2 separate regions of the Homo sapiens genome follow, and region 1 is linked to region 2. Evidence: chromatin loops called from intact Hi-C (ENCODE). Cell type or tissue: GM12878. All regions are shown on one strand. Links, peaks and the distances in the headings refer to the core of each region. The heading gives the core; the rest is flanking DNA.

Evidence for each region. Hi-C counts contacts between places; a loop is a spot of excess contacts. Peaks named below come from ENCODE experiments on the same cell type or tissue, not always from the same donor. Only the 100,000 strongest peaks of a DNase experiment are listed, where the experiment ranks them.
Region 1: a loop joins it to region 2, with 2.3 times the contacts of the local background. A loop is called at or near these places in 11 of 110 quality-filtered maps.

The regions. Positions count from the first base shown.
Region 1 is chr11:22,776,435-22,784,710 of GRCh38, reverse strand. All of the region lies in intron 7 of GAS2 (growth arrest specific 2), which reads right to left. Among named protein-coding and RNA genes, the nearest start is that of LINC02718, 49 kb to the left of the region's middle. RefSeq lists enhancers at 3,360-3,409, 3,440-3,489. In GM12878, for the core only: no CTCF peak of the experiment used is centred there; a DNase peak (open chromatin) is centred at 3,557.
Region 2 is chr11:22,550,567-22,558,842 of GRCh38, reverse strand. No RefSeq gene overlaps it. Among named protein-coding and RNA genes, the nearest start is that of LINC01495, 63 kb to the right of the region's middle. In GM12878, for the core only: no CTCF peak of the experiment used is centred there; a DNase peak (open chromatin) is centred at 4,472.

The sequences.
Region 1 (8,276 bases), core at 2,082-4,581, 230 kb before region 2:
TGAGGCTCATATTGGAGGAACGACATAGTCATCTTGGAGCATATACAATAAATGTGCATAGGATGGTAAAAAACCTATGAAACCTTGCTTGTGGGGAAAGGCTGAGTGAGCAGCTACCATTTACATTGTGAGCAATGACTATTATATGCCAGGCTCTTAACGTATAATCACCTGGAAGGCAGTTATTTCTATATCCATTCTACAGATAATGAAATTTAGAGTCACAGAAGATTCATGCCTTGCCAACCAATACTATGTGTAGCAGACCTGGGGAGGTTGGTATATGGTAAGGAATATGAACTATCTGACCTAGAAAGTACCTTGAACTTTAGTTAACTTTACTAGTAACTTACTATCATCAATCCAAAGCTTTCCTTCTCATAGTTGAAGACACAGAACCCTTAAATGATATCATTACTTTCCCAAGATAGTTTATAACAGAAAATACAAACACAGAATCAGTTGAGTCTTGACTTCATTCAGCACTGCTTCCCATTTACAGATTCAACACTATTCCTATCAAACTACCAATCATTTTTCACACACATAGAAAAAGCTGAAATTCATATGAAACCAAAATGAGTCCAAATAGCCAAAGCAATCCTAAGCAAAAAGAACAATGCCAGAGGAACCATATTACCCAACTTCAAACTATACTACAAGGCTACAGTAACCAAAACAGCATGGTCCTGGTACAGAAACAGAACTATAGACCAATGGAACAGAACAGAGAACACAGAAATAAAGCCACACACGCACAATCAACTGATCTTTGACAAACTTGCCAAAAGTAAGCAATGGGGAAAAGACGCTAATTCAATAAACGCTGCTTGGATGGCTGGCTAAGCATACACAGAAGAACGAAACTGGACTCCTTCCTTACACATATACAAAAAAACACCCAAGGTGGATTAAAGACTTAAATATGTCTCAAACTGTAAAAATCCTACAAGAAAACCTAGGAAATATCCTTCTTGACATGGGGATTGGAGTAAAAACTCACAAATGGCAAAGGAAGAATTTCCCCTCCTCCCAAAGGGGTGCTAACTCAAAAAAAGTAAGTAAGTGGGATCCTTAAAGGGCCAGAGTGAGGCCCTATGCAGTTGTACAAACTACTTCAAAAGTCACTGGAAAACTTGGCCTGGGGAGTGGGGTAACAGGAACGAAAAGCATATGGCAAGTCATAAGGAGCCTTTGCAAAGAAATTATGGCTAAGTCCTCAAGAGCATTGCAATAAAAGCGAAAATTGATAAGTGGAACCAAATTAAACTAAAGAGCTTCTACGAAAGAAGAGAAACTATCAAGGAAGTAAACAGACATGCTACAGAATGGGAGAAAACATTCACAAGTTATGCCTCTGATAAAAGTGTGATATCCAGAATCTATAAAGAACTTAAAGAATTCAACAGGCAAAAAACAAATAGCCCCATTAAAAAGTGAACAAAAGACATGAATAGACACCTCTCAAAAGAAGACAAACAATGGCTAACAAACATGAAAAAATGCTCATCATCACTAATCATCAGAGAAATACAAATCAAAGCCACAATGAGATGCTATCTTGTACCAGTCAGAATGGCTTTGTTATGTCAAAAAGAAAAGGACGTTGGCAAGCCTGCAGAGAAAAGGGGACATTTACACACTGTTGGTGAGGTATGTAAATTAGTCCAGCCTCTGTAAAGACCAGTTTGGAGATTTCTCAATGAACTAAGAATTGAACCACTATTTGACCCAGCAATCCCAAGACTGGGTATGTACCTAAAGGAAAATAAATCATTCTACCAAAGGAACACATGCATGTGTATGTTCATTGCAGCACTATTCACAAGAGCAAAGACGTGGAATCAACCTAGGTGGCCATCAGTTGTAGATTGGATAAAGAAAATATGGTACATATATACCATGGTACGTAGACACTATACGGCCAAAAAAAAAAAAAAAAAAGAACAAAATCACATTATTATTATTATTTTTTTTTTTTTTGCAGCAACATGGATGCAGCTGGAGGCCATTACCCTAACCTAACTAACACAGGAATAGAAAACAACGTACTGTATTTTCTCACTTATAAGGGAGAGCTAAATTCTGGGTACATGTGGACATAAAGATGAGAACAATAGACACTGGGGACTACTAGAGGGGAAAAGGATGTGGGGGCAAGAGCTGAAAAACTCCCTGTTGGATACTATGCTTACTACCTGGATGATGGGTTCAAGTCATACCCCAACCTCAGCACTGGGCAATATAGCTTTGTAACAAACCTACACATATACTCTCTGATTCTAAAATAAAAGTTGAAAAAGAAAGAAAAAACACAGTACTTTCCAATTGGTTCACAACTAAGGAACCCCTTAACTTTATTTTTCTTTTAAACTTCTGGTTTCGAAAGAAAAATAATGATAATGATGCTACTACTGCTTCTGTTGCTGATGATAACTCTCCATCATTAAGAGGCTGTCCTCTCTAGCTCTCACAACAAATCTGTCTAATTAATACTATTAATCCCCTTTATATAGATGAGGGAATTCATTCCCACAATAGTTGCATAACTTACTCAAAGTGACAAAACAGTCAGTACCAGGGTTCCATCTTACAATTCCTTCCAATATTTGCATTATTTTTCACACACACAGTGCTGAAAGACTTTATCAGCAAATGTTATTCATTAGTAAATAACTTGGTCCCCATTTTAACTAATAAAAAACATATACATGAAATGCAGACCATCAACTGATTAGTATAAAGAAACAATTTTTATATTAATTTGGCCGAAAGCATGGTATCTGGTGAGTCCATGCAACATAGCCATTGGTAAAGGTTCAAGTTCCATTGTCTTTCTAAAACACTGAAATTAGCCTATGAATCCCAATTTTTATAAGCACAAGACCCAGGGATCTAGACAGTCCTAGAGGGGAACTGCTTTGTTACATTACAGTATCATAAAAAACAATTCCAAAAAATATAATATTTTTTGGACCTTATAATGTGTTACACCGAGTACCATAATAAACCTCAGGGAGTTTACCCACATTATCTTTAGCTCCAAACACAGACTAACAATTATGATTTTCTTTCAATCAAGGTTCCCAGTGAAAATCTATAAGTTGTTAAAGAGGTTACTAATCTCTTCCTATAGAAAGAAAGGCACCATAACCATGCAAGAGATCATGAGCACTGAACTTGTTTCTCTCAGAGAGAAAAATTACAAAAGAGAAATGATAGATGGTGCTTGCTAGAAATTTTAATTAAACCTGTGAATGAAAAGTCTGAATCAGGCTGAGTGGCAGCTGCACTCATACATGACCTGCTTCAGTAGCAGAGGCGGGAACATGTCAGGAAATAGATATTCTGTGAGAAAAGCCATAATACCCTTGAGTTTCATTTAATCTAACTCTCCACGTGGCCTAGTTCTGAAGGGCCTTCTAGGAGACCCCCCATCCCCACCTCAGTGAATAGCTCAGAATACAAAGAAATCTCCTCTTGGTTGCTAAGTGACCATAGAGTGTGGACCACAGGATGTCTGTAGTGTGTGTGGGCTGTCCCTTGTTTGCCAAAGGACAGCAGACTCTGCCACTCTGCAACTTCCGGTTTTGCTGCAGTAATTAAGCAAATTGTCTGCCTCTACTCTGATCTGCTTTTTTTCTCAGGTTCTCACCTCTTAATCTATCTAGTCTGGGGGGATGTTATGAGGTCAAATGCCCTAATTCAGAATGCTTTGCTTTGTAAATGGTCAAGATGCTGTGATTATCTTTTTAAAATTTATGAACCACATTTACTTTATCATACTTTTTGAAATTTACAGACATAGAAGGCTGATTGAATTTAATCCTGAATCTAGGATTAAGCTGTTTCCAAATCAATACATTTCATCAGAAAAACATTCTATTCCTTATAAAAGCCATCTTTTTCTCCATTTTTTTGCCTGAGACACAGAACCACCTTGGACCATATGTGTCTGAGACCTACCACCAGTGATGGCAAAGTATTGAGCTGGAGTAACTGAGTCTGTGGGGACTTCAAGGAGCAGAGTCATCAAACCACTCTGGAATTTTATGATGAAGAAGCAATCTTTTACCTTCTTTAAGTAACTACTGCTTGATTGGTTTCTGCTACTAATAGAAAAATCTTACAATCTTTTTTTTTTTTTTTTTTTGAGACAGAGTCTTGCTCTGTTGCCCAGAAAGAGAGACAGTGGTAGGTCTCAGACACATATGGTCCAAGGTGGTTCTGCTCTGTTGCCCAGGCTGGAGTGCAGTGGCACGATTTCGGCTCACTGCAGCCTCTGCCTCCCAGGTTCAAGCAATTCTCCTGCCTCTGGCTTCTGAGTAGCTGGGACTACAAGTGCATGCCGCCACGTCTGGCTGATTTTTGTATTTTTAGTAGAGACGGGGTTTCTCCATGTTGGCCAGGATGGTCTCGATCTCCTGACCTCGTGATCCACCTGCCTCAGCCTTCCAAAGTGCTTGGATTACAGGCATGAGCCACGTCCAGCCCTCATAGCTAATCTCAACCCTAGCTAGTGAAATTACTTTTCTATTTTTCAGAGTTCCCCAACTTCCCAAAATCCTGTATTATGTCTAAACAGTACCTGTTTGTTTTAGCTCAATTCATTTGATAAATAAATATTAAGCAACTCGTATATACTACGCAATGTACTAGAGAGTACACCACACTGGGAAGAGAGCAACAATCAACTCCGAGTCAACTCTTAAGGTCAAAAGCGTAAAGAATGGAAGAAAACACAGCAAAGATTATGACATCATGAATGTCATGAAAGAAAATTACAGGGTGCTTGGGATCAGTATCCCTTAAAAGGGAGACCTAATCTAACAGTGGCCTAATTTGGGGAGGAAGGTTGGTTGGTTGTAGGACAGGACATTGGGAGTAACCACTAAAAAAAATTAAAATGAGATGTTAGAAAATGGATAGAGAAAGGAGGTACATTCCAGAAAGAGTTACTGTAATGCTTTCTTTTTGTTTGTTTGGTTTTTTTTTTTGTTTTTTGTTTTTTGACACGGAGTTTCACTCTTTGTTGCCCAGGCTGGACTGCAGTGGCACGATCTTGGCTTACAGCAACCTCCACCTCCCAGGTTCAAGCAATTTTCCTGTCTCAGCCTCCCAAGTAGCTGGGATTACAGGTGCATGCCACCACACCTGACTAATTTTTATATTTTTAGTAGAGATGGGGTTTCACCATGTTGGCCAGACTGGTCTGGATCTCCTGACCTCAAGTGATGTGCCTGCCTTGGCCTCCCAAAGTGCTGGGATTACAGGCGTGAGCCACCACGCCCAGCTGAGGCATTGTATTTCAAAAGGCCCTTGAACAAGAAACAACACACTGTGTTGAAAGAAGGGAAGACCAATATGGCTACAGAACAAACAAGAACTCAGACATAGGTGTGGAGGTGGGCACCATCCCCACATTTTCACTCTATTCTCTATTGTCTCTCCATCATCTCCAAAACTAGGGAGATGGGCACAAAATGAGGGCGATGACTAGGACTCATGAAGAAAAAAATTCCAAGACCCATTTTTCAGAATTTTTTTGTGGGTGGAGAGATAGAATTTCAACCCACACAACAGAATCAAAGTATTCCCTGATTCTATTTTTTTTCCTTTATTTTAAACCCAAAAAAGAAAAACACTGAAGAGAAAAAAAAAAAAACAAAAAACTTAATGGGATCATTGTTTTGCCCTAGTTTATGTAAGAATGAACAGACCAAACTAAAATATGCAAGTCATCCCTTTCAACAGAACACTTCTTGTTCCCCTCTGTTTCCATTCCTTCTCATTTACAAAAATAAATAAATATATCCCCCTTCAACAGAAGCTGCCTTCTCAGAATTCTGTTTCCTACATAAAGAAATATTAATGCATTTCACAGAACAAATGCACACATACACAGTTTCAACATTCTTCATGGCACTTGGAAAAGCCTATTAACAGGATTAAATAAGGCATAGAGGACACTAGAGGGCATGTGACCCTTTTAAATCTGCTATGATTTCTACCTACAGACTGACAATTAAGTATTACATTTGTAGGTGTGCATTTCCTAAAAAATCTGCTATACTGCTCCTCAAATAAGCCAACTTTTGCACTTGCTCTTCCTGTTACCTCTAAACTGCTTTTCCCGCTCTTCGCAAGCCTGGCTCCTTCTCATCATTTACATCTCACTTCAAATATCACTTCCTTGGAGAGGCCATCTCTTCAAGCTTTACCCAAAGTAACCCCTCCTGAACCCTATTATTCTACATTGAATCAAATGTTTCCTTCTAACATTTATTAGAACTCAAAATTACCTGTATATTTGCTTACTGAGAAAGAATCTGTCTCCATCAGAAAATATACTCCTTAACAGCAGGGACCTTGTCTCATTCACCACCCTATTCCCAGGAGCTAGACAATAATTTATGGAATATCGGCTGAATGAATAATCAGCCCTCTAAAACTGAGTAGCATTATAATTCACATTATAGATGAGTCACAGAGATTTTAAATAACTTGATCAAGGTTATATAGCAAGTGGACAGCAGAATCATTTGACCTGAGAAAACTCTTTTAAGCTGGAAAGATTACTTTTCAACTAAATTTTTTTCTAGGGGAGGAGTAATTTGTTTTAAGAAATCATTATTTTCAAAATTCTAGTTTCTTCTTCGCCTCTTCCCTCTATTCCATTAATAGCCAATTAAGTCTACCCCCAAAATACCACTAACATTGTTCATCATTTTCCCATTCTCTCTACCATTTTTGTGAATGCACATAGCATATGAACAACTGAAATAGCCTCCTAATTGGCAGAATTGCCTTTGGTTTCTTTCTGCTCCACCTACAATTGTATATACAAACCTCTGCCAGATTAATTGGCTTAAACTTCAATGTACCATGCTATTGCTCAGTATCTCCAATTGCCGTGTAATGCCTTCAGGTTAAAATGCCAAAGTTTTTGGATTTATCAAGGCCCTCCAACAATTGCCCCCAACCTACCTTTCTTACATTATTCCTGCTGGAATTCTCTACATAATCTCCAATCAAACTAACTGTATTCATTGTTTGAAGAGCCCTTGAGTTCTTCCTATTCCTCTGCCATGCTTACCCTTTAAAATGGTGCTCTCAAATTAAAATCCCACATACTTCTCAGGACACTGGTGAATTTCTACCTTCTCTTTGAAAGCTTTCCAGATAAATCTATATCATATTGATCCTACTTGTCACAATTCATCAGTGTCTAGAAAAATACCCAGCTCATTATAAGTACTCAGCAAAATTTTGTTGAATGAATATGTACTCTAAATAATGCTGCTTCATGGAACTTTTCATTTTGTCTTATTTTATTTGTGTAATTAACTCTTGAGTCTTTCTTAAACTGATCGTTGAGGTCTGAAGCCATGGCTTCTATCCAGTTCCTTATATACAAGAGGTAATGCCTATTGTCTGACAGATTATTCCACATGCATCAACCAAGGGAGCCAAATGGCACAGAGTATTGTTGATAAACTTGTACTCTTTAATTTGTTGTATGGCTTAGGATTTAACAACAACTACAGTACACATAAAACAACTCGTCTTACAAATCTTAGAGAGATCACTTGAGATTCACAAGTACGCCTCTCCTTTTCCTTCAGCTAATGTTTTCCATATAGGAAGTTTTTATGCATTGTGAAAGCAAATTATCAATCTGAGCCACCTCCTGTTGGACTCCTAGCTGCACTCTCTTTTAACTTTCCTGATCCTCATAAAATGGTAATTCAATAGTTATGACATGCCAGCTACAGAAGAATGCCAAGCTGAGAGGCCAGTTTAGAAACTAACATATAACACTGTCCACACACTTCAGGTCAGCATACAAAAAACATACACTAACCAATGTTACATTTTCTCAAGGCTAAGTGAATCTCATCATTTAATAAATGCCATAGAAATTCAGAGGAAAGTATGAATTAAAGAAGGCTGGAACTTTTGAGAAAGATATTTTCTGAAACTCTCTTCAACTACAGGGCAACAATTGTTGAGTCCAGGTACATGTCAGCATGTTCTATATGGTTCCTACCTCCTATAAATGTATAATATGTAACTTAATTTTCTTAGCTTTATATAAAATTTTAACAGAAAGGTAAATAGATGATAAATAGATGATATTGACAACTTGCTCTTTAATCACTCGGACACTGATTTAACTCAATCACAAAAAACTCTTGCCCAATCACTCTGGCCGAAGCTGCCACAACTACTGCCTTCCATATTATCCTGTTCTATTTTCTTTCTTATTAGTAGAT
Region 2 (8,276 bases), core at 2,999-5,498:
GTCATTTGGCTCTTTGCCTATAGCAAAAAATGAGACACCATCTGTTATTTTTCACTAATGGCTGTCGGTCCCAAGCTTGCCTGGGTTGCTGTGCTTACCCTTTTCCCACCAGCCGCTGGACACAGGTTCACTAACATGATTCTCTATAGAGAAGTGTGTTTCATTATCAACGGGCTAAGAAATGTGGAAGTGCTTAATTACTTGAAAACACTATTCGAGTCTAAGCTATTGTCCTTATTTCACTACCACATTGAAATGTACATATTTTTGTATTGGATTGATCTACATTTTATGGGAGAACTAGCGTTTTTGCTTATGATACAAATAGCTTATATTAATTTGAGGCATACAAGAGTTATCCTTTTAATTCTCACAAATCCTCTGTACTGGGCATTATTACCTCCATCTTACAGATGAGAAAATAAGCACAAGTTTTCATTACTTGCTGAGTTCCATATCAATTAAGAGCACGATTAGGATTCATCCAGATCACACTTTCCTCCAGAGCTGTGCTCTCAACCACAACACTGTTGCTTTTCGACATAATGTACTGAGTTACTTGAGGTAATAATGTGAAACCTGAAGCCTAAAAAACACTATATGCTGGGAGCAAATTACTTTCTCTGGGGTAATTTTTGGTGTCTGCATTTATTTACGAGTGAAGAAACACCTTCTCTTTTGCTTCAGGAACCATCTTGGATTTCCAGCTTTGCAGTTGGCCTTGCTAAAAATTCTCCTCGGCTTACACATGGAGTCTCGGAATCCCAAAAAGACCCTCGATGTCAACCTGTTGTCAGACTCTTGCAAACAGCACTCACTTGAAAAACGGTGGCTGAAATGTCACTTATCATCAAGGCCGTGATGTCTTTTCCATTTCAAAACCTCAACATGAGACAGTGCTTTGGGGATGAACCTTTGTTATATAGCAATAGATAATTGTTGTATTAGACTAAATCTTGGTAAATTTTATAGCTAGTATATATTTTGTAGCTGAAGTTACAACATTGTTACATAGTTTAAAAACTCTGACTGTGTATTAGTTATAATGATGGAATTGAAAATACTGAAAAACCTAAAAGAATAAAAATCAGTTTGGTTTTCTTTGTCACTTCAAATTAAAATTGTTTCTGAAAAACTTCATTATGATTTATGTGAAGCTAAAAAATAGGTTAACTGCATTTTTAGAGTGTCATTATTGGCAATTTTGCTGGACATTTAGTGATGAGTTGGGCAAACTAAATTGTTACAAATTAAATTACTATGCAGAAAGCTAGATTTACAGTATGTTAACAGAGGTTGCCAAAAAGGAAGATTCCATTGTCAAATACATTTGTGAAACATTACCTTGAAAATATATGGTTCTTTCTACTAGAGAAAACAAAACAATCAAAACCCCTTTGATCTTTAATACATTGGTGTGCATTGTAAATTTTTTCTAGGGCATAATGTTCACACTATTTCCTAAGCCTTTTTAATCATGGAAACTTATTTTTTTGAAGTTTTTACATGTCTAGTTTTCAGTGAATATGCTTTGGAAAATACTTAACAAGTATGCTACCTGCACATTCCAAAGACACCTTAAACTCGTATTTGTACTTTCTCATCTCGCAATTAAAGCCTCTACTAACTCACTTCCTTAGTTGTCCAAAGCAACAGCTCATAAGCTTCACTCACGTATTATTTTCTTTCATTTCCCACATCAAATTAATTGCCGATTTTTATACATTTTACCTCCAAACAACTTCTTGGAAACAACCTCTTCTTTTCATTCCCACTGTTTATGCCCCAGATCACATCATTATGATTTTCTGTCTCTGTACTGGCGTTATAGCTTCCCAATTGATCTCTGTGCTTTCTATCTCCACATATGACCAGAATGATCTTTATAAAATATAAATTGGGTTTTGTAAATCAGGTCCTTGCATAACTTCACAGGGTCTCCACAATGAACAATAAAAGTCACAGTCCTCCCTGTGGCTTTTAAAGTCTTCTGTGATCTGATCCACACTCATATCTTTTCTTCTCCCTATACTTTAATCATTTGGGCTGCTTGTTGTTTCCCAAATACAGGGCGACTTTTTTCATGTGTTTGTGCTTTTCCTGTTTCACCTTCTTAGAGTGTCCACCTGCCTGCTCTACCCACTGATTAATCTCTTGCAAAAGCTTTCTAGCTACTCCATGCACTGTCATTTATTTTGACCTCTTTTCTTACAGGGTTTCTTAACCCAGGGTCTGTGAGGCATTCTTCTGGGAAGAGGTCCAGGAGAATGTGGTAGTCAACCCTAAAGATGTTCTCTGATAATATCTGCCTCCTGGTATTTATATTCTTTTGTAGTCTTCCACATTTTGTAGGGTCACATGGAATACTGTATAAAGGGTAGTATGTCACTTCTAATGCTAGGTCATAAAAAGCATTTTGGCTTTCTTCTTTATCTACTTCACGGATCACTTGCTCTGAGGAGAGCCAACTGTCCTATCATGATCAGTTCTATGAAGAAGCCATGTGTTTAAAAAATTAATTTTTCTGAGATAGCCTGTAGAGAACCCCCTGAGGCCTCCTTCCAATAGCCATGTGAAGTGAGCCATCTTGAAAACATGTTCTCCAGCCCCAGTCAAGCTTTCAGCTCATAGTAGCCCCAATTGACCTCTTTACTACAACCTCATGAGAGACCCTGAGCCAGAACATCCAGCTAAGCCACTTTCAAATTCTTGACCTCCAGTAATTCTAAGAGATAATAAATATTCATTGTTTTGAGCTGCTAAGCAATCAGGCAAATATTTGTCACATAGCAACAGCTAAACAATTTAGACCATCATTTTCTCAAAAGGGTCCATGACCCAAAAAGGATTAAGAATCTCTGGCATGCATATTATTCATACTGTACTTCCATTAGTATTTGCCACTGTGTGTCATTTAACTATCGTGTGTTTGCCATTCTTTCCTTACAGGAAGCTGCCCCAAAACAGCAAAATTACACTTATCTTTGCATCCTCAGTACTACCTCTGAGCTAGAAATTTAAGACAATATTTTAAGAGATTTTCTGATTAAATAAAACTTTACATTTTATATGGAGCTTGATGTGGATATAGGCTTACAGGAAACGTTATAAGAAAGGCAATGAAGGTCATCTTAAGGTGCTTTGATTCATTAGCTTACTTACTGAGAACTTCTAGAGAATTTCAAGGTATCTGAGACTTTTAAAGAAGCTCTCTCAGTAAAAGAGATACAGGGAAAACAAAATGTATAGAAGCAAAACATTTGCATGGAAAATACTTGATTTTTCCTCTCTTTCAACAGAATCTAAACCTGTGTCTCCTATGATGTAAGAGCCAGGGAAAAAAATATCTCAGCCATTTTCAGGTGATTGGGCCCTCAATGAATAAGGATGATATAAACTAGGTATGGCCTCAGACTAGTCCGTGTGTGTGTGTTTGTGTGTGTGTATTTCACACGTGTGTGGCTAGGAGGCATTTAAAACGTGTCATGTTTCTGTAAAAACCAAAGTCTGGTTTGCAGAAATGTTTATGGGAATCTATAAAAGGCACACAGGGCTTTTGCATGGAGTTAGCGGAAACACATTTGCATACAAAGAGAAGTTCTTTAAAATTGGCTGTAACAACTGGTTAAGATGTATTTTATATCAATTCTATTTTATTATAAGGCAGTGTTGTGCTTTATAATAAAAATATTACTTTTTTGTTTTCCTTGCGTTTTTTTTTTTTCCAAGAGAAAGAGCTCCCTGATACGGCAATAACTGAATGGGCGGTCCAGCAAGTCTGGCTCTGTACACTTATCATTCACAATCAAAGAAAATTCTAGAAATCCCAGATCATTTAAAAATACCAAACAAAAAGCATGTGAATTAGAAAGAAAGAATAGGCTTATCAAAACAGATCTACTTGCAAAGTCCTTATGGCAATCTATAATTTTAAGTTTGATAACATGGGTATTCAACAGTTGAATAAACGCTTACAATTTTGTAGGGACAGATTGATGCTATGCGCTCATACTCTTGTTTCCTCATCACACTTGAGATGCATGCATGTTGTTGACACCAATCACAGACAATCAGCAAGATTTTCCATGTTTTGACATCTCTTTTAGAGGGAAACAGCAATGAAAAAGAGATAGATATACCTCAGAGATATCATGGGTTTGGTTCCAGATTACTGCAATAAAATGAATATCACAACAAGGCAAATCTTGAAATAAAGTGAGTCACGAATTTTTTGGTTTCCCAGTATGTATGAAAGTTATGTTTAAGTTATACTATAGTATATTAAGTGTACAATAGCATTATGTCTAAAAAGACAATGCATATATTTTCATTAAAAATTACTTTACTGCTAAAAAGTGCTAACAATTGTCTGAGCTGTCACTGAGTCATCTTTGTGCTGGTGAAGAGTTTCACTTCCATGTTGATGGCTGCTTTGAAGCCAGGCATTGATTTCTTCTCTCTAGCTATGCATGTCTTAGGTGACATTTCCTTTCAATAGAAAGCTGCTTCATCTGCATTAAAAATCTGTGGTTTAATGTAGCCACATTTGTAAATGATCTTAACTACATCTTCTGGATAATTTGCTGCAACTTCTCCATCAGCATTTGCTGCCTCATCTTGCACTTTTGTGTTATGGAGATGTCTTTCTTCTTTAAATCTCATGAACCAACCTCTGATAGCTTCAGACTTGTCTTCTACTATTTCCTCACCTCTCTCAACTTTCATAGAATTAAAGACAGCAAGGGCCTTGATCTAGATTAGGCTTTGGTTTAAGGGAATATTGTAGCTGGTTTGATCTTCTATCCAGATCACTAAAACTTTCTCCATATCAGCAATATGGCTGTTTCACTTTCTTACAATTTCTGTGTTCTCTGGAATAGCCTTTTTAATTTCTTCATCAACTTTTCCTTTTCATTTACAACTTGACTAATTATTTGGTGCAGGCCTAGCTTTCCACTTATCTCAGCTTTCAACATACTTTTCTTATTAAGCTTAATAATTTCTAGCTTTTGGTTTAAAGTGAGAGATGTGCAACTCTTCATCTCACTTGAACATTTAGAGGTCATTATAGGTTTATTAATTGGGCTAGTTTTAATATTGTTGTATCTCAGGAAATAAGGACACCCAAGGAAAGGGAGAGAGATGGGGGAATAGCCAGCCCACAGAGCAGTCAGAACACACACAACACTTAGGGATTAAGTTCCCCAACATCTCATTGTGTCTTACATGGGCATGGTTTGCAGTGTCCCCAAACAAGTAACAACAGTAACACCAAAAATCACTGATCAGAGATCATCATAATAGATATAATGAGAAAATTTGAAATATTGTAAGAATTACCAAAATGTGACACAGAGACACACAGTGAGCACATGCTATTGGAAAAATGGTGCAGATAGACATGCTCAAAGCAAGATGGCCTCAAACCTTCAATTTTTTTAAAAAAGCAATATCTGCAAATCACAGTAAAGTGAAGCACAATACAATTAAATGTCCTGGTGGCTTTTTAAAAATGTAAATGCTGTATTTTCAGGACTCTATAAGTATAGCAGGACTGATGTTTCTTAAAAGCTTGCAATTGTCTTATTGGAAAAGAATTTCCAAGATTCTCTTGTCTTTGGGGAATTTTTAATAGTATGTACCTTCATCAGATATTTACCCCTGAGGACTAGCTTTTTCTTTTTAACTGAAAGTAAGTGATTCACAAAATCTCCTAAATGAGATGGACTTAAATATTCAGCATTTCCAACACTCTGAATCATCTCTACAAAATTCTAACCAAGTTGTGATACAGCCTCCATGCAAATGGATCTAGAGACAGACGCTTACTGCCTTCAAAACACTGACTCAAGAAGCAGGACGTTTTCCATATTTTAAATTAAAATATCATTCTATAGCTTTCACACAATGGAACTGTCTCAGTCTAGTCCCTCTTCCATAGGACAAGTTATCTGGAACTCTCACCTTGCTCAACTTCACCCCATTCCCATCCCACCACCATACCCCACTCTTCTCTAGACTACATATTCAAATTCCTTGGCTTAGCTTTTCTTTCAGTCAGCTGATGGGTTTCTCCCTCTTGGTTTAAGACCTCAGTGCATTCACTTTCCCCATCCTGAAAGGCTACCTCATCCTTTACTTGGTTAACTGTTACCAGTCCCTCAGGGCTCAGTTTGTCATATCGTCAGAGAAGCAGTCTCATGTACTGCCCAAGGGGCCCCCAATATACTCTATTAAAAGCACAGTGTACATTTTTTATTATTCCTGTGGTCTGTAATTCTATATCTGTGTGACTGCTAGATGAATGCTTGTGTCCACGTATTTGTCAAATTGAGCTGCTATAACAAAAAACCATAACTGGGTAGCTAGAACAACAGATATTTATTTGTCACAGTTCTGGAGGTTGGGAGGCCAAGATCAAAGTCAGGAAAATTCACTATTTGGTGAGAGTCCACTTCCTAGCTTGCAGAAAGCCACCATCTCATTGTGTCCTCACATGGCAAAGAGAGAAATATCTGGGGTATTTTTTTCCTTCTTATAATAAGGGAACTCATGAAAGCTAATAATAAGGCCTCTTTATGGGAGCTCCATCTTCATGAGCTCAATTAAACCTAATTAATTATCAAAAAGCCCACCTCCTAATACCATCACATTGAATGTTAGGGCTTCCAAGTATGAATTTGGGAAGGTAAACAAAACATTCAGCCCATGACAGTCCCCTGCTAGACTCTTCTCTACAGAACAGAGAACTCTGTATCTCCAGCACTGGCACAGTGCTTAGTACATAATAGACACTCAATAGTTGTTGAATGAATGAAAGAATTCCTTATATGTTGTTTGATCATCTTAATATCCTAAGGGTCCCTTCTCCTTAAAAGAGAATTTCCTAGGATATTTTTGATCAGTAGCATTAGAATGAGCCTGTCACATCCTGTATTTAGATATAATGATTGCATAGTAGCCCAAGATCTCATTAGCATTTTGGTGTTTACAACCCCTTGTATCACCCTGCTGACATACAGAGGGACTTTTCTTCCAGTGGTAGTATAGGATCTTCACCTTTACACCTGCAACTAAAAGCAGAAGGGTCAGACTGCAACTAAAAGCAGGAGGGTCTTGTGCATATGAAAAATGTTGCCCAAATTTTTCCAGGGCAATAGGGAATTAATTTTAGTCCCTTGTCAAGGTTTTGGTCCAGATCTTTAGTAAGATTACTTGAACTCCAACAGGGTAAAACAGGTTCCTAGTTTTACAGAAGGTTTGACTACCAGATAGGATAACTAACAGAAACTGTTGTGGTACAAACTAGCCAATGCTCAGGTTTAAAAGTTAGCTCAATCCAGGATGAGTAAAAACCATAATTTAGTGTCTACACGAACATCTAGGTGCCATCCTGTTTTGTGTGAGACCTACCGTCTGGCTGGAAGCAAATAAGACTCTAGGTAGGAGGTAAAAAGAGGTTCAAGGACGTGAAGACCCAGAAGCATTGCTGGTGCCACCGTACTCCAGTTCAAGTAAGGATAATTAGGTGAACTTATAACTCACATTAGAGAGTAAAAGGATGGGTTATTAATAATTAACATAATAATTAATGTCAAATGTAACCTGGAACTGTCTTTGGAAAACCAGGCTCTATGGTTGTCCTAGTGATGGCATAATTCTTAGTCCCATTAGTCTCTGACACTGTTTAACTGTTTCCTGTGTTCTTTTTTTATCATCTGTAAAAAGTGAGCTGATACTGTTTATCTTATGAATAATGCCTAACAAACTACCTGACACACTGTTAATGCTCAAAGTTAATCATAGTAGTTACCTTCCTTCATTCTCCTCTAACATCCCCAGTACTGGCTCAGAAATTGAAAGATTGCTCCTGAATAATGGAGGGTAGAGGAGGCATCAGCAGACCCAGAACAGTGTTGGTAGAGACGGAGGAAACTGGGTCTTCCAGCTTGGAGCCATATTTTTTAGCTTAGGTGTGTGTGGGTTGTGATGTTGGCTTTCTAACCTTCATAAAACCATAGAAGGTAAGAAACTGCCATTCACCTACTCATGTACCAGTACCAACCAGAAAGGGTTAGTGTTGCAGTAATTTTTAGCAGGAGATATTTTTGACAATTAACACCAAAGGTCAAAAATAATTAATGTTATAGCAATTTGATTTATGGGTCAAATATTTAGGGAAACCTGTTAAGGAAAAAGAGAAAAAAAGAAGACATGATCAGTCAGCCCTTAGATGTAGAAGCCCAGGACCCATTAAAATGAAACATTGCAAAGCC